Linked DNA regions of Homo sapiens: all the other regions are linked to region 1. The links are chromatin loops, found by intact Hi-C in ENCODE. Cell type or tissue: PC-3. All regions are shown on one strand. Region 1 has its middle 99 kb from the start of CTH. Region 2 overlaps LRRC7 (leucine rich repeat containing 7). Region 3 overlaps SRSF11 (serine and arginine rich splicing factor 11). Region 4 overlaps CTH (cystathionine gamma-lyase). Region 5 overlaps LRRC7 (leucine rich repeat containing 7). Region 6 overlaps ANKRD13C (ankyrin repeat domain 13C).

The links. A loop is a pair of places that touch in the nucleus more often than their neighbours do. Peaks named below come from ENCODE experiments on the same cell type or tissue, not always from the same donor. Only the 100,000 strongest peaks of a DNase experiment are listed, where the experiment ranks them.
Region 2: it touches region 1 in a loop (9-fold over the local background); 86 of 110 quality-filtered maps call a loop at or near these places.
Region 3: it touches region 1 in a loop (5-fold over the local background); 8 of 110 quality-filtered maps call a loop at or near these places.
Region 4: a loop joins it to region 1, with 18 times the contacts of the local background. A loop is called at or near these places in 39 of 110 quality-filtered maps.
Region 5: it touches region 1 in a loop (10-fold over the local background); 7 of 110 quality-filtered maps call a loop at or near these places.
Region 6: a loop joins it to region 1, with 3 times the contacts of the local background. A loop is called at or near these places in 2 of 110 quality-filtered maps.

Annotation. Positions count from the first base shown.
Region 1 is chr1:70,507,475-70,512,474 of GRCh38, forward strand. No RefSeq gene overlaps it. Among named protein-coding and RNA genes, the nearest start is that of CTH, 99 kb to the left of the region's middle. In PC-3, a CTCF peak has its summit at 2,814 (motif pointing left); a DNase peak (open chromatin) is centred at 2,737; H3K4me3 peaks cover 559 bases; H3K27ac peaks cover 598 bases.
Region 2 is chr1:70,130,628-70,135,627 of GRCh38, forward strand. LRRC7 (leucine rich repeat containing 7) reads left to right here. Exons shown (of 27, transcript NM_001370785.2): 27 at 1-5,000. Among named protein-coding and RNA genes, the nearest start is that of LRRC40, 72 kb to the right of the region's middle. RefSeq lists an enhancer at 3,519-3,813. In PC-3, a CTCF peak has its summit at 2,499 (motif pointing right); a DNase peak (open chromatin) is centred at 2,504; H3K4me3 peaks cover 895 bases.
Region 3 is chr1:70,250,564-70,255,563 of GRCh38, forward strand. SRSF11 (serine and arginine rich splicing factor 11) reads left to right here. Exons shown (of 12, transcript NM_001350605.2): 12 at 45-2,489. The coding sequence ends at 242. Among named protein-coding and RNA genes, the nearest start is that of SRSF11, 32 kb to the left of the region's middle. RefSeq lists a silencer at 3,360-3,560. In PC-3, no CTCF peak of the experiment used is centred here; no DNase peak of the experiment used is centred here.
Region 4 is chr1:70,434,049-70,439,048 of GRCh38, forward strand. CTH (cystathionine gamma-lyase) reads left to right here. Exons shown (of 12, transcript NM_001902.6): 10 at 1,077-1,129; 11 at 4,640-4,778. Among named protein-coding and RNA genes, the nearest start is that of CTH, 25 kb to the left of the region's middle. In PC-3, a CTCF peak has its summit at 2,743 (motif pointing right); no DNase peak of the experiment used is centred here.
Region 5 is chr1:70,031,984-70,036,983 of GRCh38, forward strand. It overlaps LRRC7 (leucine rich repeat containing 7), which reads left to right. Exons shown (of 27, transcript NM_001370785.2): 19 at 4,138-4,249; 20 at 4,461-4,641. LRRC7-AS1 (LRRC7 antisense RNA 1) reads right to left here. Exons shown (of 2, transcript NR_187366.1): 2 at 3,983-5,000. Among named protein-coding and RNA genes, the nearest start is that of LRRC7-AS1, 7.8 kb to the right of the region's middle. In PC-3, a CTCF peak has its summit at 2,625 (motif pointing right); a DNase peak (open chromatin) is centred at 2,638; H3K27me3 peaks cover 441 bases.
Region 6 is chr1:70,329,143-70,334,142 of GRCh38, forward strand. All of the region lies in intron 2 of ANKRD13C (ankyrin repeat domain 13C), which reads right to left. Among named protein-coding and RNA genes, the nearest start is that of ANKRD13C, 23 kb to the right of the region's middle. In PC-3, no CTCF peak of the experiment used is centred here; a DNase peak (open chromatin) is centred at 3,039; H3K27ac peaks cover 1,169 bases.

The DNA.
Region 1 (5,000 bases):
GCATATTTCACAAAACAGAAAACTGCCCAAGGTCAAAGACCAGAAATTCAAACTCTAGAGCAGCGCCATCCGAAAGGAACCATCTGTGATGATGGAATAGTAACAGAAACTCATCTTACGTTATGATTATAGCAGACTATGTTAGGGCCTCAAAAATTCAAACTCAGAAAAACCTTGTCTCCTTAAGGAAGGGCATTTGAATTTGTGATGTTAGTATTTCCACCTATGGCTCTTTAACTGTATATGGTCTATCCAAGTCACAGTTTCACACTGCCCTGTGGATCCAAATATCCATGATTGTGGGTAGGAGACCTTTTCCGTTGATAACCTGATTTGGAGGAATTCTCATGATAGGCCAGTCCACCCCACCATCCCTATCAAGCTATGGGAATCAAGTATATATCTTTATTTATGAGATAGATGACTATTCACATTGGTATATAAAAAATGATGATCAAAGGAATAACTAGTGAGTAGTTGTTAATCTAGCCAAATTGGCTTAGTATATGTACTCATCTTTATATACCAACCCAGATTAGTATAATGCCAGGTTCATATTAGGTAAACAGTGAGTGGCTGGGTTCGGTGGTTCACGCCTGTAATCCTAGCACTTTAAGAAGCAAAGTCAGGTGGATTGCTTGAGTCTAGGAGTTTGAGACCAGCCTGTGCAACATGATGAAAACCTGTCTCTACCAATAAATAAATAAATAAATAAATAAATAAATAAAATAAAAAAAAATAGTCAGGCATGGTGGCTTGTATCTATAGTCTCAGCTACTTGGGAGGCTGAGGTGGGAGAAACACTTGAGCCCAGGAAGTCGAGGCTGCAGTGACCTGAGACTGCACCACTGCACTCCAGCCTGGGTGACAGAGCAAGACCCTGCCTCAAACAAACAAACAAACAAACACCAAAACAAAACTCCTAGAGTTGGTGGTATCCTAACATCTCTTTGCTGAGAGATGTCGGACCCTAATCTGCTAGCCAGGATTGCTTTTCTATAGTAGCTTGAAAAGAATAAGTACAGTCTTCTCCTCAATCCATTATGAGGAATTGTGGTTTCTTGGGATAGCTTTAGTTGGGCAATTAGAAACCATGGCTTCCAGAATTTGGAATGAAGAAAGTCCCTTCAATTTTTTTATGCCTTGGTTTCTCCCTGCTTAAAATGGTAAAGAAAAACTTCACTCTTTCATTCAGCAAATATTTATTGCACACCTATTCTGTGCTAGACTTTCCACTGTGCACTATAAAAATGTCCACTGCAGAAATAAGGTATAGAAATGATTATGACACAGCTGCTCTCTCTAAAGAAGGAATAACATAACTCACTGAAAAATAATGCTAAAACAGTGTGTGATAAGTGCCATGAGAGAGGTATGCAGACCACTGAGAAGGGGTCCCCAGTTCAGTTTATTTATTTGTTTTTTTAGGATAATGAGTATTCTGAAATGCTTCTATGCACCTTTTGAGACGATCCTGTGCATTTTGTCCTTTATTGTATTAATATAATGCATTACATGTTATTGATTCTTTTATATGTTCAACCAACATTGTATTCATGGAATAAATCTCATTTGATCGTGATGTATAATTCTTTTTACATATAGCTGGATTTGTTTTTCTAGTATTTTGTTGGAAATTTTGAGAACTTTTGCATTCATATTTTATTCTGAAGTGTTTGATTTTTGTATTAATTTAAAAATGACCTCATAAAATGAAAAATGTTCTCTTCTATTTTTTTTGGAAGAGTTTGTGAAGGAGTAGGGCTGGTTTCTCTTTAAATGTTTGGGAAATTTCAACAGTGAGGCCATCTGGTCCTGAGCCTTTCTCTATGAATACTTTTCTGTTCCTGATTCAGTTTAAGATGGAGGTTGGATAAAGATTGGCCAGATGGCATGAAGCATGAACTTATTTTTTTTTAATATTATTATTGCTATTATTTTTCAGACAGGTTCTCACTGTTGCCCAGGCTAGAATGTAATGGTGCAATCACAGCTCATTGCAGCCTTTACCTTTTGGGCTCAAGAGATTCTTCCTCCTCAGCCTCCTGAATATCTGGGACTACAGGAGTGCAATATCAAGCCTGGCTACATTTTTTTTTCTTTTACTTTTTGTAGAGACAGGGTCTCACCATGCTGCCCAGGCTAGTTTTAAACCCTTGGGCTCAAATGATCCTCCTGCCTCAGCCTCCCTAAGTGTGGGATTACAGGCTTAAGCCACTGAGACTGGACAATAAACTGATTTTAGGAGCAGTAAAACTTAAAGGAGAATTTTGAAGACAAATTTTTAGGAAATCCTCTCAAATAAGAAAAAAATGTCTCCGTTGGTCTTTGAAATATTTATTTGCATATTATTTAAACTTTCAAGAATAAAATTTCTATAAATCTCAAAGAATCATTGTTACTACTCTGTAGGGGACTTCTAGTATTCATTGCAGGAAACATCTTTAATTTGGACTTCATTTTATTGAACCCTACTGCAAGCGGGAAATTATCCTTAGAGCCATAGGGTTAGTTTACTTTTTACTGAAACCCTAGACTAAAACAACTGTGCTGTGTTCTTTGAATTTGGAATTTAGTATTTAGACTTCCCACTGGGCAAAGTAAAAATAGATGCAATTGGTGACAGAGTGGTGAACAATTGCAAGACATTATGCAATTCTCTGTTAATACAGCAAAACTAAGTGAATGAGTCACCAAAATACAATCATTCTCTAGCAAGATCTTGAGAAGGTTCTGCAAGAAGCCAAAGGAACTTCATTAATGGTTTGCTCCAGGGGAAGAGTCAATAGTGATTATAAGCAGAGCAGAAAGTGCCATCTAGTGGTCCTTGAGGGAAATATATAAAATGTGCTTCCTAAAGCAGAGTTGAAATTATTTTGTTATTTTCTAACCTTTTATGTCACATTTGCTTACTTTTCTTTTTTTTCTTTTCTCTCTTTTCTTTTCTTTTTCTTTTTCTTTTTCTTTTTTTTTTTTTTTTTTATTTGAGACGGAGACTTGCTCTGTTGCCCAGGCTGGAGTGCAATGGCGTGATCTTGGCTCACTGCAACCTCCACCTCTCAGGTTCAAGCGATTCTCCTGTCTCAGTCTCCGGAGTAGCCTGGATTACAGGCGTGCGCCGCCACGCCCGGCTAATTTTTTATTTTTTAGTAGAGACGGGGTTTCACTATGTTGGAAACGCTGGTCTGAACTCCTGACCTCCACTGATCCGCCCACCTCGGCCTCCCAAAGTGCTGGGATTACAAGCGTGAGCCACCGCGCACGGCCATTTGCTTAGTTTTTTTGAGTTGCAAGTAATTCGTATCGTGCACATCATGATAAAGTGTTTGTAATTTCAAACTGTATTTGTCAGGTTCTTGCAGGTAGCAAGAACAGAGACACACTCAGGTGACCTCAGGTGATAAGAGTTTATGGAAAGGATGCCTAAGAAAGGAAATGTGGGAAATTGAATTAGTGGCCATATAACCAGGCCTTTTAGAGAATTGAAACAAGGGCTTCCTGTTCAAAACTATAGCAGTTATAATGATCTAAAAGTCACTTTGTTTATCTTGTCTTCCTATCAGAGATATGGGTCATTGTGTCCCACTCTCAATGTTCCAACACAACACTAGCAGTTAGATACCTACCCTCTGGGCAAGAGACCCAAGATTTCTTCTCTGGAGAAATTAAACAGTCGCATAGAAAAGATCTCGCTGTGTGAATGTTCACTCCTCTCCAGGTAACTCCAAAGTAAAGCCTGCAAGTCATGGCTCAGTCTATGTGGTTCTCAAACTTTTGCGTGCATTAGGATCACCTGAAGGGTTTATTAAACCAGGTTTCTCCATCCTATCCTCAGAATTTTTGATTCACTAAGCCTGGTGAGCCAGAAAATTTGCATTTCTAACAAATTACCAGGTGATGCTGAATCTTCTGGTGGGGGTAAGCATATTTTGAGAACCACAAACTTTTAAAACCTTCTTTCATAAACAGAAAAGGCAAAGAAGAATAACTATATATTTGGTGGGGCAGGATCAGGAGGGGACTTCAACAATAAAAGAGAAAAAAATAAAATAAACGTAAAGCCAGAGATATGGCAGGCAAGCGAAGGGAATTAAAAAGAGGTTTGAAAACATATCAAATCCATTCATACATTAAATAAATATTTATTGAGTGCAAATATGTGTAAGGAATTATTCTAGGAGATGCAAGGAAGATAGCAGCAATGGTCTTCAAAGTTTGAGGGAAAATGACTTTCAACTAAGCATTCTATACTCAATCAAACTGTAATTCAAGTGGAGTGGCAGAACAAATGCATTTTTAGGTGTGTAAGAGTGTATCTGCCCTGAATGACTTATATTTTCAGTGAAGTTTCATGAAAATATACCCCAGAAAAATGAAGAAGTAAACAAACAGAGAAAAAGGATGAGATTCAGAAAGGCAGTCTGAGAAAGTCCTTAGGATGATAATCATGCAAGAAGCCTGACAAGAAGCTTCTCTGAAAAAATGAAGATTTTATAGACAATCAGATCCCATAAACCTTAGAAAAAGGAGGATTATTATTATTCAATGCATTATGAAAAATACATTGTATGAACAAAAGAACAACAAGGAGAAACTCCAGGAAATCTATACAGGAAAGGAAATAAAATTGTAAACTTCTTAGCTTCACAAATTCCTAAAGCTGTAAATGGAGGTTAACAACTTTAATAAAAATTTTATTATAACTGTGTTGGGAGGAAGATAGAGAGTAGATGGAAGACAGTAGAAGAGATCTAACTTCTTCATGTATTATAGAAAAATAAATGGCAAGATTAAAAAAAAGCAGCCTATTTTGAGAATTGATATAAACAACCAAAATAAATAAAGGAATTAACAAGTGTTTCCCTTTAGAGAATGAGTTAGATGAGTGAGGAGAGATTTCATGGAAGAGTATTGCTTTTCTTTATGAGCCTTTGATCTTATTTTATTTTTAAACTATATTCATATATTACTTTGATAAAAATAAAAAATATTTTAGAAAA
Region 2 (5,000 bases), 380 kb before region 1:
TAACACCATTCAAAAAGTTTAAGAAGTGGCTTTTATTTAATTGGAGCACACCATATCTATCCTTTTGATTTGATTGGGTTTCCTTTCTCTTTGAGAAGAAGTCATGCACATTGTCACTAGATTACGTTACCTAAGCAATTTTTACAATTTGGATGTGGAGGGAAGAATAAAAGATGTCATGAGAGAGACGAGGCTACGGAAGTGTAGTTGAGAGAAAGGGGTCTCCACCTACCTATTTAGCTCTAAATTTTAATCAAACTGCTGCCAAATGCTGCCCGTCCTTTAAGTAGATAAAAGAATAGTCTGTCTACAGGCTGTTGGCCACAGTTGAGCATGACAATGTTTACACACTGCATTTTGGCATCATTTCATGAATAGATCCCACCCCCTATATCCCTAAAGTGAAGATGTCATATAGTTCAGCCAAAATTATCAAGCCACTGTAAAAGCTATATAATTGATATGATTAACTATTTAGATAGAGCACAGAAAAAAAATCAGGGTTACCTTGACAAAACCATGTTACCCCTCCCAAACTTTTATAGAGATAGAATCTGGCCTGTTGATCTCAAAGTAGAAAGAAAGCATGCTATTTATACTGCCATGATCTTTGGCTTCATTAGATCCTTCCCCTGAAGGGACAAAAAATGGAATCCAGCCCCTTAAAACAAAAATGATATCTAACTGGGAATCTAATGATATCTAAGACCCCCAGGTTGGTAAGCTCCTAACCACAATCCCTTTATTACCTCATGGGACCTTAATTTCCTTTCAAGTAAAACATTTCTGTCCTAGCTTTCTCACAAAACTATTTCCCATGTCTTTCTATTTGGGTTTCATAGCTAAGTAACTCCAGAATTGAGTGAAATATTCCGAAACATTAAATGTTTTGTCATTGACTCTTTTACTTATACTATTAATATTAATTACTCTTATTCTACCTCTGCTTTTTAATTTCTTTGTATAAAGAGAACTTGATAACTATCAAGTTAATTATGTCTTCTTCTCATAAAATTTTTGATTTAGAAAGATTTAGATAAAGTCATAGTATATCTTGAAGGAAACAGCCACCATTGCTGTCTTTGATAGCATGATGCCTCAAACTCTCCAGGGGCCTACTCTTTGGTATCTTATAGCCCAGTGTCTATACATTTACATGGGTAAAAGAATGCCAATGTCTCTTTGAACAAAAATAAATGAAAAATGAACTGGAAAAGTGAAATATTAATTGAGAGAGTGACATTATCTTAGGATAGTAAGAATATTTTAGAATAGTAAGAGTACTTTAATGAAATATTTTTAAGTAAGAGCATTTTAGAATAATGAGAATAATGAGTGAGTAAGGAACAAGAACAGACTAGGGCTGGGAAAGAGGGGAATTAATAAGTTATTAAGGAAGAAAGAATGAGAAAGACAAAAGAAGGGCAATAGAGGACTGATACAGAGAATCAGAGAGGAACTGGATAAAAGAAATCAGATTCAGGCATATCCTCCAGTCTCTTCGTTCTGGTGACCATGCCCCTTCTTCAGACAGCCCTGAATTCCCTTCCTCTCTCTCTGCTCTCTCTTGGCCAGAGGAGTAATCGTTCAGCTCTTCTTGGTTTCTGCCTTCCCTCCTGCTCTTCCAGATGTCAAAAGAAGAATTTACAGTGAAAAATAAGGTGCATATTAGAAATATATTTAGTTTAATTGCTATTCATTTCTAGAAACTATTTTTGTCTAACGTCATAGGTAATGCTTTAGTCATACAACTTCTCAGAACAAGGAAAAAAGTTATCTCATTTTTAAAAATTACCAGAGTACTTTTCTTTTTTCTTTTCTTTTCTTTTCTTTTTTTTTTTTTTTTTTTTTTTTTTGAGACGGAGTCTCACTCTGTCATCAGGCTGGAGGCTGGAGTGCAGTGGCACGATCTCAGCTTACTGCAACCTCCGCCCTCCGAGTTCAAGCGATTCTCCTGCCTCAGCCTCCCGAGTAGCTGGGATTACAGGCGCCTGCCACTGCACCCGGCTAATTTTTTGTATTTTTAGTAGAGACGGAGTTTCACCTTCTTGGCCAGGTTGGTCTTGAACTCCTGACCTCGTGATCCACCTGCCTCGGACTCCCAAAGTACGGGGATTACAGGCGTGAGACACCGCGCCCGGCCGTACTTTTCTTAAATAAAGACTAATGTCAGACAGTGTGGCTACAGGTAAAAGCTCTGTGGAGAAAGGAGCAAAATTATTGTCCTATCATAAGACAGAAAGGGACCTTGAGAGGATCTGGTTCATTTGTCTATCTTCAGGGAAGGATTCATGCTATTCTTAAATTCCTGGAGCGAAGGGGTGAACATTTCCCTCTGTAACCCACCCTTATAAAGCAACAAATTGTGTTTCATCTCAATAAAATCCTCTAGTTTAAATTACTGCGTTCAACTCTGACAAATACTATCCTCATATTTAGTTGTACACATCCGCATACTCTTTTAAAGAAACATGTGTCTGCAGTTCAGAAGAGCCACCACTAGATGGAGACCTCATATCTACATTTTAAATCCCAGCCTTGGCAATTCTCTGGCTTGGGGGAGCACAGTCCGATTTTTGTTGTTGTCGTGGGTGTTTTTTGTTTGTTTGTATTGAGACAGTGTCGCTCTGTCGCCCAGGCTGGAGTGCAGTGGCGCGATCTCGGCTCACTGCAACCTCCACCTCCTGGGTTCAAACGATTTTCCTGCCTCAGCCTCCCGAGTAGCTGGGACTACAGGCATGCACCACCACGCCCGGCTAATTTTTGTATTTTTAGTAAAGACAGGTTTTCTCCATGTTGCCCAGGCTGGTCTTGAACACCTGGGCTCTATCGATCCGACCGCCTCGGCCTCCCAAAGTGCTGGGATGGCCTTACACAGTCTGTTTTTATGCCCCTTGTGCTGATACAATTGCTAACAACACCCCTTTCCTTTCTCCTTTGAGAAAATTTGAAACAATGCTCTAAATTTACACAATTTAAGAAAAAAACAAGAGCTTTGAGCTTATTTTAGGCAGTTTATATGTTTTTTTACTAAACCTCTCAGATTGTATCAATCACCCAAAACCTAATGAGACAGAAACCACTTTCTCAGTGAGGCTTGATTGTTTAAAGTTTTGATGTTCCTTAATTGTTCAGTTTAATTATTATACCCACCAGTTTAATAGTTCTTCTCTAACTTGTGTTTTCCAAATATTTTGCTCCTATCTCCCATTATTTTAGCCACACTTCCTTCAGGTATGCCCATTCCAAGTATGTGGGAATAGATTTGTCTCAAGTTACTCAAAATTTATTTTTAAAGTTAACTTTCCAAAACTTAAACATCAGGAACTGTGGTTAAGTTTGCCTAGCCTTCTTTATGTAATTCTAAAACTAGTCCAATCTGAATATGTGTGCATCTGGGTATAGCTTTATTTCCATCTGGCAATAACTAGGCATCTACAATAAACGCCTAATTTTTCATTTTATTTATGTGTATGAGTAATCAGCATAATATGACAATCAGATTTTATTTTATTATGAAGTGAATAAGAAATGTATTTCGAAATGTATTTCAAAATGTCTCTCACAAAGTGATCATTGGATTCCCAAGGTAGTTTGCAATCTCCCCAGCCTCTCTCCTTTCAGTGGGAATATCTGGGTGCTGAAGGCAGAGAACCCCTGGCGGCCTTGGTGACATGTGTCCTCAAGCTATTTTGGTTCTTCTTAGTCATTTGAAATTCCAGGGCCTCTGATGGCTGGATCATTGCTAAAAAGGCCAAATGTTTTTGTTTACTTCCTCTAAGCTAATTATATCCTCACCCTCACAGCTTAGCCAGCCTCCTGGTCTGAGCTTCTTCTTTGCTAATTCCATCAAAGCCCTACTTATATGGGTTTCAGGTGTTCCCCTGCCAACCATTTAATCTTTTTTTCTTCCAACCCGGAGCAAAGGTAGAGGGAAGACAAGGTGTTCTTTCCCAAAGTTTATGTGAAGCCATTTATATCCTCTGGTGTTTTCCTCCAAAAAAAACAATTTCCTTCTAGCCACATGATCACCAGATACTAATACAGAATACTCTTTCTTAGCAAATTCAATTTAACCTTCTTTGGGGGTTAATATTTTGTAAGTTCTTTCTGACCTCAAGCCTGCCAATTTTAGTGCACCATTTTGGGTTTGTTTACCAAGTGTTCTTCCTCTCTTTTCAGAGAAGTTAAATATCTCCTTAACAAATTTAAATTGTACACAACAGTGCCACCCATTTTAAAGCAAATACGGCAGGTGTCCACCATTGTTTTGGATACAGCTTTTGAGTTTTTGATTTGCCTGATGTTCTATTTCATCTTTTTTATTCCTTCTATTTTCCATAACCTTTTAATGATAGGTTTAGTTGTAAAATCCAGAACTATTTAAATACTAGAATGAAAATTACATAGAATTTTACTGAAGAGTATAAGAGAAAACGTCTTGAAAGTTTGTATGTATGTATTCCAGTTGCGCTTTTTATTTCTTTTTTCCTTTCTTTTCTTTTGCACTACCTCAGATTTTTGGTATCCACTATTAGCGAAGTATTTTTTTCTTTGTCTTCTATGGATAATCTTAATTTTTTATTCCTAGGAGCAACCTCTAGGTCAGTGCTTGCTATCCAGCCACTAGCATAGTTCCCCAGGAGCAGGCTATGATCATCTCCTCAAAGCACGGGGGCTTGTGGCTTATTCTTTTCACTTTTTTACCCATCTCCGTGCCATACTGTAGAACAAACATCATTTTTTTAGTTCTGTCATGAGGTAAAGATGTAAAGATGTAAAAAGCTCTGCTTTTAGGTACAACAAATGGAAATATCATCTAGGCTGGGTTGGGGTGCAGGACCCCCAGCAGCTGTGGGAAGAGAAGAGAGCAGGAGAAGCTGTCACTTAAAATGCACTGAGATCCTTTTGAAACATCTCACGCACTCCTCCCCAACCCCGACTCCAAGGGTGCTGCTTGTCCAACTGTGTCACCTCCCTGACAAATAAGTGAATATCCA
Region 3 (5,000 bases), 260 kb before region 1:
TTTTTCTTTGGAGAAGTTTACTTTTATTATTCTCCTTGGCAAAGCAGGTTACACGGGATTATGATGAAGAGGAACAGGGGTATGACAGTGAGAAAGAGAAAAAAGAAGAGAAGAAACCAATAGAAACAGGTTCCCCTAAAACAAAGGAATGTTCTGTGGAAAAGGGAACTGGTGATTCACTAAGAGAATCCAAAGTGAATGGGGATGATCATCATGAAGAAGACATGGATATGAGTGACTGAATATTGCCTCTGAGGGAGTCCAACTGTATACCTGCATCAGTGTCATTCCTTTGTGTGATTTCTTAATGCTGTATTTGTTCATCTCAAACCTAGATGTATACAGCTCTGAGTTATAAATGGTTATAAAGCTCCTGTTACTCATATTAGTTATTTACATCAAAAAGCTTTTAGAAAATGGTACGAGGTAACCAATTCTTGTCATGGTGAAATCTGATTGAGTAACCAAGCAGTTTTACTATTCTGGTGCTGCTTCATAACAAAAATGAAAAGCTGCATGCATCTACAGCAGGCATGGATTGTTTATGTCGTATGATATCCTTTATTAAGTAAGTTCACTTATAGTATTTCTATAATTTGATTCATTGCCGTAATAGAGCCATGTAGGAAATGCACTGATTGCATGTTATTGTGGCAAGAATATCCTAAATGTCATTAAAATCCTCCAACATGATGGATCTACTTATGGTCTTGTTTGTTGACATGACAAATTAACATTCTTATAGTTACATCTGGAAATGAGCATTTGAAATAGATAATCCTTTAAGCCTTGTGGCAAAATTTTTGTGGCTTTTGTTTAACTTTGAAAGGTTATTATGCACTAACCTTTTTTGGTGGCTAATTAGGGTTTAAATACAGAAACAAGATTTCAAATAAAACTGTCTTTGGCAGTGAGTAAATAGCATATTTTGAAGTAGAGTTGTATACTTTTTCATAAGATGTTTGGGAATTTTTTTCCTGAAGTAATAATTTATTCCACATCTACATCAGTGAAAGCTATCTACCTATCCTGAGTCTATCTTAAAGGAAAAAAAGAAAAAAACCTTATCTCTTGCCCTTATTTTGAATTTTCCACTCTTTCATTAATTTGTTTTAAGCTCCGTGTTGGAAAAAAGGGGTAGTGCATTTTAAATTGACCTTCATACGCTTTTAAAATAAGACAAATCTACTTGATAATGTACCTTTATTTGATCTCAAGTTGTATAAAACCAATAAATTTGTGTTACTGCAGTAGTAATCTTATGCACACGGTGATTTCATGTTATATATGCAAAGTAGGCAACTGTTTTCTTAGTTACAGAAGTTTCAAGCTTCACTTTTGTGCAGTAGAAACAAAAGTAGGCTACAGTCTGTGCCATGTTGATGTACAGTTTCTGAAATTGTTTTACAAGACTTTGATAATAAAACCCTTAAACTTATGTTCATGTTCCTGTAAAACCGTATTTGTATTTATTTACGCTACTGAATGTATGACATTTACCTCATTCATTTTACAAATTCTTTCCCTTTCTGTCCACATATTTCAGTATAGTAAAAAGAGGAAGTCTATCACTGTAGTGATAATTGCCATCAAAATTGTCAAAAATGATTTAATTTCTATCCAAAATAGTCCTTTTCTTAGCTTAGTATCATTTTATTGCTTATTTTTTGTGTGGGAATGGGGTTGGATAAAGCAATGAACTTTAGTATAAACAAATCCCACCTATATCTAGCAAATTTATATTTTCGGTGAAATACAGATATTTGCCTTTCTGGAGTAGTATAGAAGCTGTCAATATGTATCTACTGTACAGTACTAAATAGTATTCATTTATGAAATGAGTAGTGTTTGGGTGGCTGGGGTTAAGGGAAAATGAGACTTGGAATTGTAGCTTTTATCCAAGTTTTGAGTATAAATAGGGTTTTGTTTTGTTTTTTTTAACCTAAAAACTGAAATGCCATATAGAAAAACAGCATTGTTTTTACAGTTTGTAGTAAGTAACTTTTTAAAGATTTTATCAAAAAGAATTGTCTATAGTGAGTAAAAGAAGTTCTAATAATGGTCCTAATCACTGCATTTTTAAAAAACAAAGTTCAACACAAATGACATTTGTTTTAAACTTTAGTAGATAAAAGGTGAACCATGTGACATGGGCATTTTTGTAAGTCAAAAACAAATTTCACATATGGTAAACCTAATATTCACAGTGTGTTCCCTCACTTGTAATCTCTGAATACAAATATACTAGCTTTTCTAAAGGGAATCATTTTTTTAAAAGTAGTGCCACTGACAAGATGCTACAGTGAAGATTATCCATTCTTAGGATATTTATTTTCAGTGAACATTTTCTGCACAAAGGTAGTGTTGCACTGGGACACAAGCCTTTTAACAGATAACCAGTTGAAATCAAACACTGCCTCCACACCGAGTTCTGTTGTGTATTTGATAGTAAATTGATTTAAAAATAAAAGTGGTTTTTGTTAGAAAAATGTTTTGTCCTTATTTATTTGCTTAAATCCTTTAGGAGTGAACGAGAGGTGGTAGCTATACAATGAGCTTTTTTAAATGGAAAGATAAGAGTCCAGTCATGCATTTGGTCTTTATTTCATAGAGCTGGAGATAACTGTGTTCCTTACCTTCAGTTTCCTACGGGTAAAATGGAAGTGATTGCTACCTTGCAAAGTACAGACATACCTCGGAGGTATTGTGGGTTTAGTTCCAGACTACAATAAAGCAGTTCATGAATTTTTTTGGCTTCCCAGTGCATATAAAAGTTGTTGGCTGGGCACTATGGCTCATGCCTGTAATCCCAACACTTTGGGAGGCCAAGGCAGGAGTGCTTGAGCCCAGGACCAGCCTAGGCAACATAGCAAGACACTGTCTACAAAAAAATAAATAGCCAGGTGTGGTGGTGCACACCTGTAGTTCTAGCTACTGTGGAGGTTGAGGCAGGAGGATCACTTTGAACCCAAGGAGTTGGGGCTGCAGTGAACTATGATCATGCCACTGCGCTCCAGGTTGGGTAATAGCAAGACCCCATCTGTATCTGTAAAACAGTAATTTTTAAAATGTAGCCTTTGGTGCCTGGGACATTAAATGATAGCTGCTATTTGATTATGGGGCCCTTAAAAGTTATGTAACTAATAATTTGTGTAGGGGGTAATGTTAAAAGCACAAAATAAATTGCATACCTTTTATTGAAAAGGCTGTGTTGCCCTTAACTGTTTTCATGAAGATGGATCTTAGGTAAGTTTCCTCGTGGCAATTCTATACATGGAAGACAGAAAAATGCAAATAGGCACTTGGGAAAAGGAAGGAGAGGATAAAAATTACTGTTAACCTTGGAGCTACATCTTAAAACTGAGTCAGGTTCTGGAGTGTGCATTATACAGCTTATGTCATGCAGATTACAGTATTAATACATCAAATTTATCTCTAGCAAAATTATCACTCAGTTGGGCACTAGATGAAGGGTTGGATCCATGCATGCTGTTTGTAGATTGATACACATCTTTTCAAATGGAATTGAGATTTCTTTTCCCTCAGTCTGCCTCAAAACCAGCTAATGCATTTCATCCCTGTGCTTCTATTTTTTCTAATCAAGTACATGTGGTTGTGTTTTAATTAAATATGGGTGTAATGGAATTGTTACTCATACTTTTAAAAGCATTCAGAATGTCTATTAAGGTTTTATTAGCAGAAGTAGTAATTGTACCTTTATAAATTTCTCAATGAGACAATTTTTGGAGTGGTAGATATTTTGAATTTCAACCTGTTTTACTCAGTTTTGTTTCTATTCCCATTTTCATTTTATGTCAAAGTATATGTGAAATTTATTTAGACATTCTTAGCAAAATATCTTAGGTGAGTACCATGACAATTCTTTTATCAGTGGTAATATTCTTTAGAATATACTTAAGGTTTATCATAGAAGATGGTTAGCAATCGTGTGTGTGTGTGTGTGTGTGTGTGTGTGTGTGTGTGTGTGTGTGTGACGGAGTTTCGTTCTGTCATGGTCGTCGCCAGGCTGGAGGGCAGTGATGCAATCTTGGCTCACTGAAACCTCCGCCTCCCGGGTTCAAGCAACTCTCCTGCCTCAGCCTCCCGAGTAGCTGGGACTACAGGCATGCACTACCATGCCCAGCTAATTTTTGTAATTTTACGCGAGACGGGGTTTCACCATGTTGACCAGGATGGTCTCTGTCTCCTGACCTCGTGATCCGCCTCCCAAAGTGCTGGGATTACAGGCATGAGCCACCGTGCCCGGCCGATGTTTAGCAGTCTTAAGACAATTTACAGTCTGATATGACTAATATTTCTAGGTGACCAATAAAATGTTCTTACAAAAATAATGGAAGTGACACATTCACATCATTCTCAGATTTCTCAATTTATTAAAGGTTATTTTTGCAATGCACTGTCACTAAAATTAGTACCATGATGTCTTTTTTAAAAAAAAAGCTAGTTAGGGCTGGGTGCGGTGGCTCACGCCTGTAATCCCAGCACTTTGGGAGGCTGAGGTGGGTGGATCCCTTGAGGTAAGGAGTTCGAGATCATCCTGGCCAACATGGTGAAACCATCTCTACTAAAAATACAAAATTAGCCGGGTATGGTGGTGCATACCTGTAATCCCGGCTACTTGGCAGGCTGAGGCAGGAGAATCGCTTGCACTCAGGAGGCGGAAGTTGCAGTGAGCCAAGATCACGCCACCCCACTCCACTGCACTCCAGCCTGGGTGACAGAGCGAGATTCTGTCTCAAAAAATAAATAAAAATAAAAAGCTAGTTTGCCAAAATATGGTTTGCGCATGAGAAATTGAAGGTCTAGGGTCACAAAAAATAGAATGTTCCAAATGATGTTTAATATCATTCACGTTCAGTTATCCCAAAATGTAATTTAAAAAATTACTTTCTAGCAGGGCGCGGTGGCTCACGCCTGTAATCCCAGCACTTTGGGAGGCCGAGGCCGGCAGATCACGAGGTCGGGAGATTGAGACCATC
Region 4 (5,000 bases), 73 kb before region 1:
CAGGTTACACTCATAAACCTCTTTATCATGAAATGCATTGGGTTGAAAACAACTTAAACAACAATGTAGCAGACATCTAAATATGTTCACTTACTTAACTCTCCACATACTACAATCAGTTTGGAGACACAGAGTATTCTAATGCATTTATTTAAAAGTGAACCCCTTTTTTCAGATGAAATAGGTAAAACCTCGAAGTAGTGTGCAGTTAGTGCACTGCACAAGGGCTGTTCTAAAATCCATCCTGTGAATGGCTTTCCAAACCCTGTGCCTCCTAAGCTGCATCTGACTGGGGTGAGGCCTTTGTCTAATTTTCAAAAAGCCAGGAGGAGGCTCTCAGGGGCCTTGAGCAAGAGGCCTGTCCAACTCCATACACTGGGCTTAACCTTGAGCTCATGCAGTTTATATACTACAGAATAGATTAACAGAAAGCTGCCAGATTAGTCAAAGTGTTCCTGGTGTCACCTTAATTTAATACATTTACCAAAGTAACTTTTAAAACATTTGTAAAGTTTTATGACACTATCACACTCAACATAAAAACAGTGGTTTTTTTTTTTTCCCCTATTCCAGCAGGGATTTAAAGGATGTATTTCATAAGTGATATATATTAACAAGGAAGTATGTATAACTTGGGAAGCATTTAGAGATTTTTTTATTTAAGTGGTAACCACAGAGCAAAGTCTCAAATGCAATAATTTTTTTTTTTTTTTTTTTTTTTTTAGGCAGAGTTTCACTCTTTTGCCCAGACTGGAGTTCAGTGGCATGATCTCGGCTCACTGCAACCTCCACCTCCTGGGTTGAAGTGATACTCCTGCTTCAGCCTTCCAGGTAGCTGGGATTACAGGTGCGTGCCACCATGCTCAGCTAATTTTTGTATTTTTAGTAGAGATGGGGTTTCACTAGTTGGCCAGGCTGGTCTCGAACTCCTGACCTCGGTGATCCGCCTGACTTGGCCTCCCAAAGTGCTGGGATTACAGGCATGAGCCACTGTGCCTGGCCTAAAAACATTTATTTTTAGATTTTAGTATTTTTATTTTACTAGAAAATCTAAATTCATGTTTTCTTTGCTATAGCTATTTACTCTGGCCGAGAGCTTGGGAGGATTCGAAAGCCTTGCTGAGCTTCCGTAAGTATAGTTCTGTTTTTCTCAGTATTTTAAATTTGATGTCAGCTTTAATGATTGGGAAAGAAATATGATAAGGTCAGGGATAATTCAAGATATTTAACAATAAGAATAGCAGGACATTAATCAGAATGGACTCTAACCCTGTCAAGATGGAGACCCTGATAAAATCTCATGGAGGGCTTCTTGTTAGTGAGCGGTGTCCTCCCAAATGTTGCTTCCTTCCCTGCTCTGTCAAAAAGAGATTCCAGCAGTAACTGTATTCTAGGATCTCTGATCTCTGACCTCTAAGCAAGGGCCACATGTTCTACCCTACTCAGCCTTAGAGGGGATTGGAGACTTTGTACTAGAAAAGCTGTTTTCAAGGCTCTTTGGGAAACAGAAAATGTGTCTCTGATGAAACTCCTCCATGCCCTTGATTGTTGGAGAACAGCCCTACTAGATACTGTCAAATCTTTTGTTTTCTGTTCTCTGTAGGATAAACCTTTAATGTCTTCATGTTGTGTACAAGATAAATCCAAACCCTAACTTGGTACCAGGCCCTTCAGTATCTAACCCAATCAATTCATCTAGTTTTTTCAAAGCATCAGAGGATATTGGTACAAGAAGCAGTCTAAGATCATACAGTCCAGCAGCTTATTTTACAGGCAAGGAAACAAAGATCCAGAAAGTTGAGCTGATTGACTCAAGTGTCACACAGGAACGTGTTCGCAGCTTCACTCTTGGATTTGCATCAGAAACAGTGAGGGGAGGTAAAAGGTGCTTGGATCTAGATTTGAGATCTGCTTCCACCAATTAGTTAACCTTTAAACTTCCATTTTTTAACACATAAAATGAGATTAATAATTAATGATTTTCGGCCTGGTGCAATGGCTGACGCCTGCAATTCCAGTACTTTGGGAGGCCGAGGTGGGCCACTTGAGGTCAGGAGTTCAAGACCAGCCTGGCCAACATGGTGAAACCCTGTCTCTCCTAAAAAAAAAAAAAATTATCCGAGTGTGGTGGTGTACACCTATAATCCCAGTTACTTGGGTGGCTAAGGCACGAGAATCGCTTGAACCCAAGTGATGGAGGTTGCAGTGAGCCGAGGTTGCAGCAAGCCAAGATCGCACCACTGCACTCCAGCCTGGGTGATGCAGCGAGACTCTGTCTCAAAAAAGAACCAAAACAACAACAAAAAATTAATGATTATCATTTATTGATTACCTGTCCCCCCAAGCATTCCTGATATATATATTACCTTTATTATATGCTACTATGACCATATGTTGTAATTACTGCAGGGTTAAGTCAACATCATAACCTAACTATTTTTAACTGTACTAAATGTATACGGTGTATTTCTGTGTCTTCATTTTTATAAACATTTATGGAATAACTTGTTTTGCAAGCATTGTGTGGAGAAATGTCAGGTCCCACCAAAGTTTAGGCCTATTTTCTGTCTTTGTATAGGAGTTTACAGTTAGACCAAAAGTCAGGCAGTCTCACCAAGTTAAAAAAAAAAAAAAGATGTCTAAATAATGACTTGAAATAATTCATGTAACGCAGATTTTTGTTAGTCTTTCCGGAAGATGCCTGCTAGTAAGTTTGGATGCACAAGAGGGCACACTCAGCATGTGAAATGGGTTTGTTTTTCACAGTAATGAAATGTGTATTACGTTAAGACTCTCTTGTTTAAAAAATTGTCTTAAAATAAATCTCTCCTGATTTATTTAGGGATTTTTGTTTAAAGTTGCTTGGCCCCCAGACACTCTGGTTTAGGCTATAACCCCGATGCCAGAGGATGAGTGGATTTAGGTCAGGGCTTGTCTGTTCTATCACCCTTCATTCTGTGTCTCCCAACTCTGCTGCTACTAGTGCAGCATTGCAATATGGGAGGAAGGAAGTGAAGCTAATGTGTATTAGCTTAGTCTCCCAGCCTCACAACACATGTAACTCTGTGACCTTAGAAAAGTTACTCATCCTCCCTAAATCTCAATTTCCTCAATTTTAAAATGTGGACAACACTCTACATAGCTCTTAGGTTTGTTGCGAGAACATGGGGAAAAAAATCCCTAAGCTAATGCCTTCGTTCATACTAAGTACCCAATAAACGTTAGCACCTACTATGAACTATTATCTTTTATTAGACATCTCTACTACATTCCAAGTGCTTAGAAGTGCTTTATACATGTTCCTTCAAATTAATGTCTGTGACAAACCTTTAAGACAGGTGTTATATCCAATTTTTATTCATTAAAAAAATGAATTAATGCACACAAACCACCTAGTAGAGTATCTGTCTCATGGTAAGCACACAGTAGATGCATCTATTATTATTTCAGATAAGGAAATAGGCACTGAGGATGAGTAACTTTTATAAGGCCACATAGGCAGTATGTGGAAGGGCTAAGATTCATACCCAAGTTTGTTGGTCTCTGAGACCTGAGTTCTTATTTCTACATGTACACACTCTTTTAAGGAATTACGAGTCTCCCAGGGCAGAACATTTTAAGATGGATGTTTGTATCTAAACAACACTTTAGTAAAGTGACAAAGGAAGATATCCATCACTCAGACCACAGCTGAGATTTTTTTTTCCCCATGGCTCTCATGTAAGAGAGGAGAAAGCAGCTTAGGTATTGATTTTGCTGGTGGTGTGCAGGGAAAGGAAGAGTGTTGGTTGTAATACACATACTGGGGTTAAGTAAGATGCTAAACCTCTCCTCCATTATTCTTCACAGAAATTTCTCCTTCCCTGGAACTTGGCAGTCTTTTTGTCTATACTTGTTTGGCATTGTTTATATAGACTATTTTGTTTTGTGAATTGTCATCGCTTTTACCTCCTGCTTTGTTATTTAGGTTAAAGAAAATATCTCATTCTTCTTGGTTTCCCAATTTTTACTGCAGTGCTTGACATATTATGGGTGGTTTTCCTTTACATCTGTTGATGATGGTAATGGGCTGCTAGATCGTTTGAAAAATCCTTCCAGGCCTCTATGCCAGGAGTTATATTGTGGAATTCTGAATGCTTACTGGTTGCTACTAGTGATTCTTGGTCATCTTTCTCCGATGTGCCTCAGAAGGTCTAGCTCTGGATTGATTCAGAGGAAACTAATTATGACAGGCTCTTGGTCCAAGAGACCTCTTATAAGTAGCAATCCAGTAGGTTGGTCATGGAGTACATGATTTCTGGCCAAACTTCATTTAGGCAGGTATTAAAATATACACATTGGGGAGGCTATGCCTTACCCTACTGCATGGGGGTACTTGACACACACTTTCAGTATTTGGATTGAGCATATCTTACCAATGGTATAAACAGGATAAAAACAATCTTGCTTTTCATTTAAAATCATAGCTAGAAGAGATAAGTTTCGTAATTTTCTCTTTTTTTGCCTGTGAATTATAGGGGTATGCAAAATTTGATATTTGGACCAGAAAAATGTTGAGGGTAATTGCAGTTTATGAGACAGAAACATGCCTCCACTGACACAATATAGTGATCAAAAATTTGCTCATGTCTTCTTTCAGGGCAATCATGACTCATGCATCAGTTCTTAAGAATGACAGAGATGTCCTTGGAATTAGTGACACACTGATTCGACTTTCTGTGGGCTTAGAGGATGAGGAAGACCTACTGGAAGATCTAGATCAAGCTTTGAAGGCAGCAGTAAGTCTTATTATTGTGTGTGTGTGTGTGTGTGTGTGTGTGTCTGCTTTATCTTGGGCATGGGGGGTCACTATATTTACAAAGTGTGGTCTCACTGTGAACTCTAAAGCTTTTCTGTTCCTGTAATAGACCAGGTGTATAAATAAACGTATAGGGAGCTCAGTCAAAGTGCATATTTAAAGGATGGTAGTATTCAGAAAAAGGACTTCTTGAGGAGTTGAA
Region 5 (5,000 bases), 480 kb before region 1:
AGACAGTGTTTCACCATGTTGGCCAGGATGGTCTCGATCTCCTGACATCATAATCCACCCACCTTGGCTTCCCAAAGTGCTGGGATTACAGGCGTGAGCCACCGCTCCCGGCCAAGGATTTTCATCAAAAAGAATGTGCGATCTAATGTTGTAACTGAGAGCTACCTCAAGCTAGCCATTTGCACAGTGTCTGTCTAATGTCAATTATTGCTTTGTTTCCCTCAAACATTTAATGTAACTCACAGTGTCCCTGTTAATTGCAACAACACCCATGGGTGCCTCAGAGTACAGTTTGAGAATCAAGGGGTAGGGCTTTTAAATCTAGCAGACATGAATTGAAATCTTGGCTCCACCTTGTGACCTTGACAAGTCAAGTCTCTAAAACCTTTCTGATCCTTGGTTTCTTTATCTTAAAAAAAAAAAGCACAAAACAGAAAATATGGTAACACCTATTTATATACAGCTCCAAGCACAGTTATTGACACAGAGGAAGCCTACAGTAAATAATTCCCTCTTCTTTTTCAAGAGAATTATGTGCCAATTCCTTCCCCATCCTCCTTTAATCCTTCTGCAAGTAACTACCAAGATACCTGTTCACCATCCCAAAATGTTCTGCATTTTTCCCTTTGTTAGGGGACTCAGCCCAATTTTTTTCTATAGAGGAACATCTTTCTTCCAGTAACAGAGAATTGTCCATTACCCTCAAAATTTTCCTTAAATTACTTTTATTCATGCTAGGCCTAGACTCTCAAAAGCTCAGAAATAAGCTTGCTTTCTTTCCTTTGACTTCTTCCTGAGGCTTCTTTTCTTTATGGCAGTAGCAGCCAAGATGCAGTTTGAACAGTGGAAGGGCAATTGTGAGAAAAAGGACATTTTACCTTTTCTTTCCCTCTCATTTCTGTCTCCTCACCAGAAAGAAAATATGGTTCAATGTACTTACAATGGAATCCCCACTAAATTCTGTTTTCTACCAAAAATTTCCTCTGTCATTGCCCGTAGAAGTAGTCCCCAAAACTTTGCCCACTTTTCCAAAAGGAACTCAATTCCTCTAGCCTCTATAAAAGAATTTATAGAAACAAAATTAGTGATTTATTTCCTTTGTTGGATAGTTAACTTTACTTTGTGAAACCCATGTGAGAAATGAGCTGTTCTCAGGATAGACAATACAGCATACACAGTATCACATAGATCTTTGAGTAGCGCAGATCCCAGTTCAAATCTTGGCTTTACCACTTATTAGGTTTGTGACTTAGAATTATGATTTTACCTCACTGAGCCTCCATTTCCTTATCTGCAGAACAAAAAATGATGATAATAAATAAATACCACATAATGATAAAAAATAAGGTTGTCTTTTAAATAATTAACAAGGATAATATAGATAGAGTGTTTAGCATAGTAGCACCGCAGCAGATGTAATCAGTGCCATGTAATTTATGGCCATTATCATCATTGTCGTCATTATCATCATTGTCATCATCATCATCATCACTTCGTTCATAAGGGTAAGAGAATCTACTCAGATCAGTGCAAATTCATCATTCTTGTTTCAATAATGTCCTTCTAAGAAGAAATACAAGTTCATAATTAGCTGATAATCATCCTCTCTTCCTGGTCACTAAGGCTGTTTTTGATTCACAATAGAAATTCTGAAACAGGATCAGAAACTTGAACCTGAGTCAAACCAGAGCTACCATGCAGAGTTCCGGTCATAATTTTGGTATACAAGTTTGAAAGTCGAATCAATACAAACAAGATGACCTGAGTACTGAATGTGTAGAACATAAGGGAAAAAAGCAAAACCCATAATTATGTTAACATTCTGTACTTGTACAGCTATTTGGATTGCTTTTTTGTGTTTCTATTCTATTTTTGTTTTTCTTTTGAATAAAACAAAATTCCCATTCTTGTAATTAGGTATCATAGGAATATTTTTAAATTATTATTTCAACAAATAACTTACCTTTAGATTCATAGAATGTTAGTACTAGACAGGAATTGGCACTAATTCCTATTACTGATTACCTTTATTTTAATGATGATAATGCCCAGAGAAGTACACTGACTTGCCCAAGGTGACCTGATTAATAAAATATAAAAATAGAAATAGGATGAAAATATGACACCTTGTAACAAATTTTTTGGCAAGTCAGCATATTTTATGCCTTTCAGGGTACTGTTTCTCAAACTCATATCTTCTTATAAATTTCTCCAAAGGTATATAAAGGCTTTTATCCTCCCTTCTGTCACCTTAAAACTGTCATACATTTCTTATGCTAAATCTTTGAACTAACTTTCAAAATCAATCAAAATGAATAATATGTACCCTCTGAAATAATTTTCAAAATCAATCAAAATAAAGAAAATATGGCCTCTTTAAAAGGATTTATAAAAAAAAAAGTCAGCGATTAATTTCTTTTGTTGAGTAGTTATCTTTCCTCTGTGAAGCCCGTGTGAAAAATGAGCTTTACTTAGGATAGGCAATATGGCATACACAGTATCACATAGAACACCTTTGAGTAGCAAATATAGCCTCTTCAACTACTGAATTTTCCATTCTACTCCTTTTCCTGTTCCTCTTTGCAATCTGATACCTCATTTTAAGTTCTTTGTGTGCTCACAGCTGAGCTCACCAGGAGGCAGCACAAGGTAAGGAAAGATCACTGGAATGGAGCCCAGGAGAATCCTGCTGCAGTGCTGGATCTTCGTCTAATCATCTGTGTAACCTAGGCCTAAGCTGAGTCTCAGAACCCGCCTCTAGAAAACAAAAGTGTTGGACTAAATGATCTTTCCCTTTTCTTTTATTGAAATATTCTATTTAAAAAATTAACAAGTAACAGATATACCCAGGTTTTTCAGGCAAATATTTCCATACAAACCTAACCCAAAAGAATCCCAAAAGATAGAACTTAAACCAAGATGTGCTTCTCTGCAATAACCAAAGACCTGAGCATGTCACTATGGGGGTCCTTGGCAATATATAAAATTTATAGTAAGAGTTTCTGCCTGTTCATTATACCAACCGATTAGTTTTAAGACAGGACTTTTTAAATTTACAATATTTTTGTCCTCAAGTATATTTTTTTCTCTGATTTAACAAAATATTTCTAAATATTTTACATTAGTGCCCCAAACTCACAAGATACTAATGAATTAAAAAGCTGAAAAATTCTCATTTGAATTAAAATTAATCTTAAGGGAAAAGAAGACATAACGATAGCTGCTATGCATAAATATATATCACTACTTATGGGCATAGATAATGCATTTTTATATCTAGAAGAAAGTGAGAATTTGGTATTTTACCTTCCCCTAATGCTCTCCACCCTGCCTGGTTAACTGAAAATAGTAATTTGAATTGTGGAAGTTTAAAATCTTGGGTTTTCTACATGTTTATTTGTCATTATGAAGTTATAGTCGTGTATCGATGTTGCTCGTTACACTCAAAGAAGGGATATAGAATGAAGATTTAGTATGCTAGATTAGGTGTGAGAAAACCAGGAACCTCTGGAAGAACACATGATAGAACTTGAGAAATTGAGGAGATGATCACTTGGGATACAGTAGAAAGTTAGGAGGAAAGCGGTGGGAAGAGCAGGATTTATAGGACCCGACAGTGAAGTAATGTAGCTAGGGATGCACAAAAAAAAAAAAAAAAAAAAAATCTTAATTGGTCAGTGATATACTTTCCTCTTAAAACTCTTAGAGTTAACCACTTAGAACAATTACATGTGTATATATCATATTTGTGTGAATCATACTGCTCATATATGGCTTATCATAATTCAGTCTGGTGTTCTAATGAGTTATAGCTCATCTCTCCAACTAGATTATAAACTCCCAGAGGGCACCAGCCACATTTTGTCTTTCTTTGGAACCTCCACAGTTCATTGCACAGTGCCAGGCATATAAACAACATGCAAGAAAAATTGATGAATAAATGGACTCACTTACATTAGAAAAAAAAAATTTAATGCTTAACTCAGAGATACATATGGTTTATTTCTCCCAGTGCCTCACAGTGAACTGAATTCTAGAGTCACATTTTTTAATCTGAGCCAAATAAAGATACTGCCACTTTGGTTAACCATTGTTTAAATGTTTACTTTCCTTGTCCTGTATTATTATATCTCTCAGGATTCTTTTGTTCATCCAGCTAATGAAATGAGGATTGGGGAACTTCACCCTTCATTAGCTGAGACCCCTCTGTACCCACCCAAACTTGTTCTGCTAGGGAAGGACAAAAAAGGTAACACTGTGAACCCAATGTGGAAAATATGCTACAAATGCATGTGCATGATGAATCGCCAGTTGTAAATTATGATACACCATATTCTATACAAATGTTTTACAAATATGCATTTCTAACCTTAATCGGTATGGTTTCCATTTTTCATACTTGCTTTTCCGTGTAATTGTCAGTGTCATAGCATTATAACATTTTCCCCTTTAAATTTCAGAATCAACTGATGAGTCTGAAGTTGACAAAACTCACTGTCTGAATAACAGTGTTTCCTCAGGCACTTACTCAGACTACTCGCCTTCCCAGGCTTCCTCAGGATCCTCTAATACCCGGGTTAAAGTGGGGTCCTTGCAGACAACAGCTAAAGATGCAGTACATAATTCTTTGTGGGGTAACAGGTGTGTTTAGAATTCCCTCCTTTTGTTCCCAAACGTTTATTTTCAGCAACTTTTTAAAAAATGGAATCTTCTTAATTTTGGAATTGTATTCGGCACACAAGTGGCATAGAAGACAGAAGGGGCAGGTAAGCAAATGTTGTTCGCCTGGGACTGCCAGGAACAGATGAATCCACCTTACAGGGAGAGGCCATTGGTTAAGGAAGACATGGTAGGAGTTAACAGGATGAGATGGTAGAACAAAAAATTTAAAAAATAAAAAAAAATGTGTTTGCCCACTGATACTTATTGATGAGACATGGATGTTTTAACATACAAAATGGCATTATGAATTAAAATAAAATGCCAGTAAAACACTTAGG
Region 6 (5,000 bases), 180 kb before region 1:
AAAAAAAGTAGAGAGATGATGCTTTTATGTATCTATGTATTGTATGATTTCAACTGTTTCAACATGCATGTATTAGTAACCAAAAAAATCATTAAAGAAAAAAATAGGCCAGGAGCAGTGGCTCACACTTGTAATCCCAGCACTTTGGGAGGCCGAGGCAGGTGGATCACGAGTTCGAGACCAGCCTGGCCAACATAGTGAAACCCCATCTTTACTAAAAATACAAAAATTAGCTGGGCATGGTGGCCCACGCCTGTAGTCCCAGCTACTCATGAGGCTGAGGCAGGAGAATCACTTGAACCCAGGAGGTGGAGGTTGTGATGAGCCAAGATTGCATCACTGCACTCCAGCCTGGGCAACAAAGTGAGACTCTGTCTCAAAAAAAAAGAAAAGAAAAAGAAAAAAAAGATACTATAAAAATATTAAAAAGCAGGTTGCACAACAATAGCTAAAGGAATACCTCAGAATTCATGTAAGATTTATACATTGTGCTAGACACATATCAGCAATGTTTCTGATATGCCACAGACCCAGCAGAAAAGATGCCCTTCACGCACTAGTCACAACTCAACTGAAGTAGAGATTAGCAACTAACAAAAAATCAGATAATCATAGATATGCTAATAACCTATGACATAGTCTTATAATTTAAAAAAAAAAGAACTGGTGGCCAGGCACGGTGGCTCACGCCTGTAATCCCAGCACTTTGAGAGGCTGAGGCGGGCGGATCAGGAGATCAGGAGTTTGAGACCAGCCTGACCAACATGGTGAAACCCCAGCTCTACTAAACATACAAAAATTAGCCAGGGTGGTGGCACACACCTGCAATCCCAGCTACTCAGGAGGCTGAGGCAGGAGAATCACTTGAAACCAGGGAGCAGAGATTGCAGTGAGCCGAGATGCACCACTGCACTCCAGCCTGGGTGGCAGGGCGATATTCCGTCTCAAAAAAAAAAAAAAACAACCAGATCAATCGAATGTCTTCTCTCAGTAATGTTAACAATGCATAATAAGAAAAGAAGGTAGTTAACAACTAAGCACTAAGGCTTAAAGAATGCATAAATGTGCCAGGAAGAACTCAAGGCAAGGACTGTGAAAAACGCAAATTATGAGGAATAGAAATCACACATTTAGGCCGGAAACAGTGGCTCATGCCTACAATCCCAGCAGTTTGGGAGGCCAAGGTGGGTGGATCACCTGAGGTACGGGGTTTGAGACCTGTCTGGCCAACATGGCAAAACCCTGTCTCTACTAAAAATAAAAAACTTAGCTGGACGTGGTGGCATGCGCCTGTAATCCCGGCTGCTCAGGAGGCTGAGGCAGGAGAATTGCTTGAACTTGGGAGGTGGAGGTTGCAGTGAGCAGAGATCATGCCACTGCACTCCAGGCTGGGTGACAGAGTGAGCCTCCGTCTCAAAAAAACAAACAAACCAAAAAAAAAAAAAAAAAAAAAGAAATCACACATTAATAAGTAAGAACTATAAAGACGATCAAATATAGAGAGAACCAGTGAGAAAAATAGGACAGTTGGAAACAACAGAATATCTACAGTTATTAAAGTTAGAAACCATATTAATTCTAAAGTTACTTTAAGAAAAAATAAAAAATTGCAGATCCAAAAAAGACTGAAAATGAATTAAAAGTTGCAGCAACTGGTTTGAAAAACCTTTCTCTCATATTTTCAACCAAAAGGATAAGAATTAAAGATTAGTTTTTCTATATCATCTCGTAAAACTTCCTGAAACCTTCCTTACTTAAGTATAATATTCTTCATTTCCATCCAAATCCACAGTTCAATAACCTCCCACGTGACATTACTAATATTAGTCAATGGACTCAGAAATTCAGAAAAAAATCAGTCTTCTGTGGTGAAAAACTAACGTTATTCAGTAGGTTAAGATGAGTGAGAGAAGGAAAGCATGTAGAAGTATAAAAGATTCTCTTTACCTCAATCAAAATATTACGTGAACGCCCTGGGAAATTTTGTTGTGTTTATAGACAAGTACAGAAACAGAACGTGCCCTTCAACAATGAAATCACTAAAGGTACAGTGTATCTTAAAAGAAGATAAAAGAGAATAGACTATCTAGGCTGAACAATGATATAATGTAAAAGCAAGGTATAGAACACTAAGTAGGCCAGGCGCAGTGACTCACACCTGTAATCTCAACACTCTGGGAGGCCGAGGTGGGTAAATCATCTGAGGTCAGGAGTTCGAGACCAGCCTAGCCAATATGGTGAAACCCCGTCTCTACTAACAATAGAAAAATTAGCCGGGCATGGTAACACACACCTGTAATCCCAGCTACTACTAAATGAAATCACTAAAGGTACAGTGTATCTTAAAAGAAGATAAAAGGGAATAGACTATCTAGGCTGAACAATGACATAATATAAAAGCAACGTATAGAACACTAAGTAGGCCACGCACAGTGGATCTGTAAATCTCAGCACTTTGGGAGGCTGAGGTGGGTAAATCACCTGAGGTCAGGAGTTTGAGACCAGCCTGGCCAACATGGTGAAACCCTGTCTCTACTAACAATACAAAAAATAGCCTGTAATCCCAGCTACTACTAGGTAGGCTGAGGTGGGAGAATCGCTTGAACTCAGGAGGCAGAGGTTGCAGCCGAGATCATCCCACTGCACTCCAGCCTAGGCAACAGAGCAAGACTCGACTCAAAAAAAAAAAAAAAAAAAAAAAGGAACACTAAGTATAAAGTAGATGTTTTACTTTCCACTACATATTCTAATCTCACTCTTGTGCAACCAAATATAAAAAATATCAACAGACTTTCAAGTTTGTTTGAGTTATTTTAAAAAGAGAATTATACAAACACATACATAAAGATCATAAGAAAAAAAGCAAAAAAAGGGTGCACAACTGGAAAAATGTTAATGGATCAGTATGTAATTGGTTGTGTCTACTCTATTTGAAAAGGATTCAGAAACAACAAATACCAACATTATTTGCAGATCCTGAATCATCTAACCAAGTGTTTCCCAAAATACATCCCACAGAACTGTAATCTGTCAAGATACTTGTAAAAAAGAGCAAACATCAAATAACTGTGGGGAACTCTGACCACTATGTCCAACACATGCCCCAACTTGAAACATTACAATGCATATTAGCATATCAAATTTCTAACAAGTTCCACAACAAAGAAAACTTTTTAACTTTTATTTACCTAATATTTTTCAAATTGATTTGCTCTGGAAACTCTATTTTCTTCTAAATACCTTTCAATATCCCATAAAACTAATGTGGTTTTTCTCCTGTACTTCAATGGATGCAAAGAAACTAATGTTTTATGAAATATATTTTAATTTGTTGTTGTTGTTGAAACGGAGTCTCGCTCTGTTATCCAGGCTGCAGTGCTGTGGTATGATCTCGGCTCACTGCAACCTCTGCCTCTGGGTTCAAGTGATTCTCCTTTCTCAGCCTCCCAAATAGTTGGGATTACAGGCATGTGCCACCATGCCCGGCTAATTTTTGTATTTTTAGTAGAGATGGGGTCTTGCCATGGTGCCCAGGCTGGTCTCAAACTCCTGGCCTTAAGTGATCTGCCCGCCTCGGCCTCCCAAAGTGCTAGGATTACAGACGTGAGCCACCACGGCTGGCTGAAATACATTTTAAAACAGGCTGATATAAACCGATGATGAAGCATAATAGTACATCTATCTAAAATTAGAATACCCTCTGTGAGAATATACTTGAGTGGAAAAATAAAATAAAATTAGAACCCTCAAACAGAGATGGCAGATAGGCTTCATTTCACATTCAAATCCTGGTAAATCCATATTAACTACTAAAGTGCTAAATTAGGAAGGATTCCAGAATAGCAATCAGATTTGGCAAGTTGCATGTTGGCCAACTTTGATACAGACCATATCCTTTCTGAATGGTTCTCAGTGAAAAAGAGGGCAAAGCAATACACCATTAAAATAGATTTTAGAGCCAGGCACTCCCAAGTTGAAATTAAAACTTGGCTACTTTACTCTGGGCAAGTTTTGGGGCTAATGTTTTTCTTCCATAAAATGGAGATAATAATAGTACTTCACTCACATGGTTGTGGTAAGAGTTAAATGAGTAAATACGTGTAAAGTACTAGGAAAAGCATCTGGTATATTGTAAATAATAAATTCTAGTTATTTTCTAAAGTTCCAATCCAATGTTCTTTGAAAAAAAAAAGCGCAAGTTTTTATTGATCAAATTCAGCTGGCTGTATCTGACATATTTTCACCAAGGTTGCTAGAGATGTCAATCATGGCCTGCCCTATCCACATTCCTGCTAAAGTAAACATACTTCCTTTGTATTCCTGATTCCCTCTCCTACCCCCAAATCTCACCCAAGTCAGTCTAGCTAAAGCTAATTTCACAGAAGCAAATACCTATCTTAAAGACAGATAATTCATAAGTCTGCCATCACCCATCACTTGTGGCTTGGCTTGAGATAAACTGGACCAATCAAACTTTTTGCTCAGAAATTTGCGAACCTAAGAAACCCATCTAGTTAGCAGTGAACACCAGAAAGTCAACTTAGGATCCTAAAAGAATTATTTTAGGTCTGTTCAATTTCAGTAAACAGGAAAAGTCAATCACGAAAAAGGAGAATACCGCAGATATAAAGAACAGCAGACACACCATAAGAGATTGAAAGATGATAAGGAAATAGGAGAATGACTGATTCCTCCAAACATCTTGGTTCCCACTCTTCCTGAGACCTGGCTGGTACCTACTTCTTGAGTTTCTCTAACATGTAGCCTTTTAATGAATACTTCTTTACTTAGAAGTTACTCTAGTTAATCTTACTTGTTAAGAAGAAAAAAAAGCCATAACTATAACATTGAAGATACAGATTTGAATCACCAATTATATAGAATTAAAATAAAAATTAAGGTCAGGCACAGTGACTCACATCTGTAATCCCAGTGTTCTGGGAGGCCCAGGAGGGAGGATTGCTTGAGGCCAGGAGTTTGAGAATAGCCTGGGCAACATA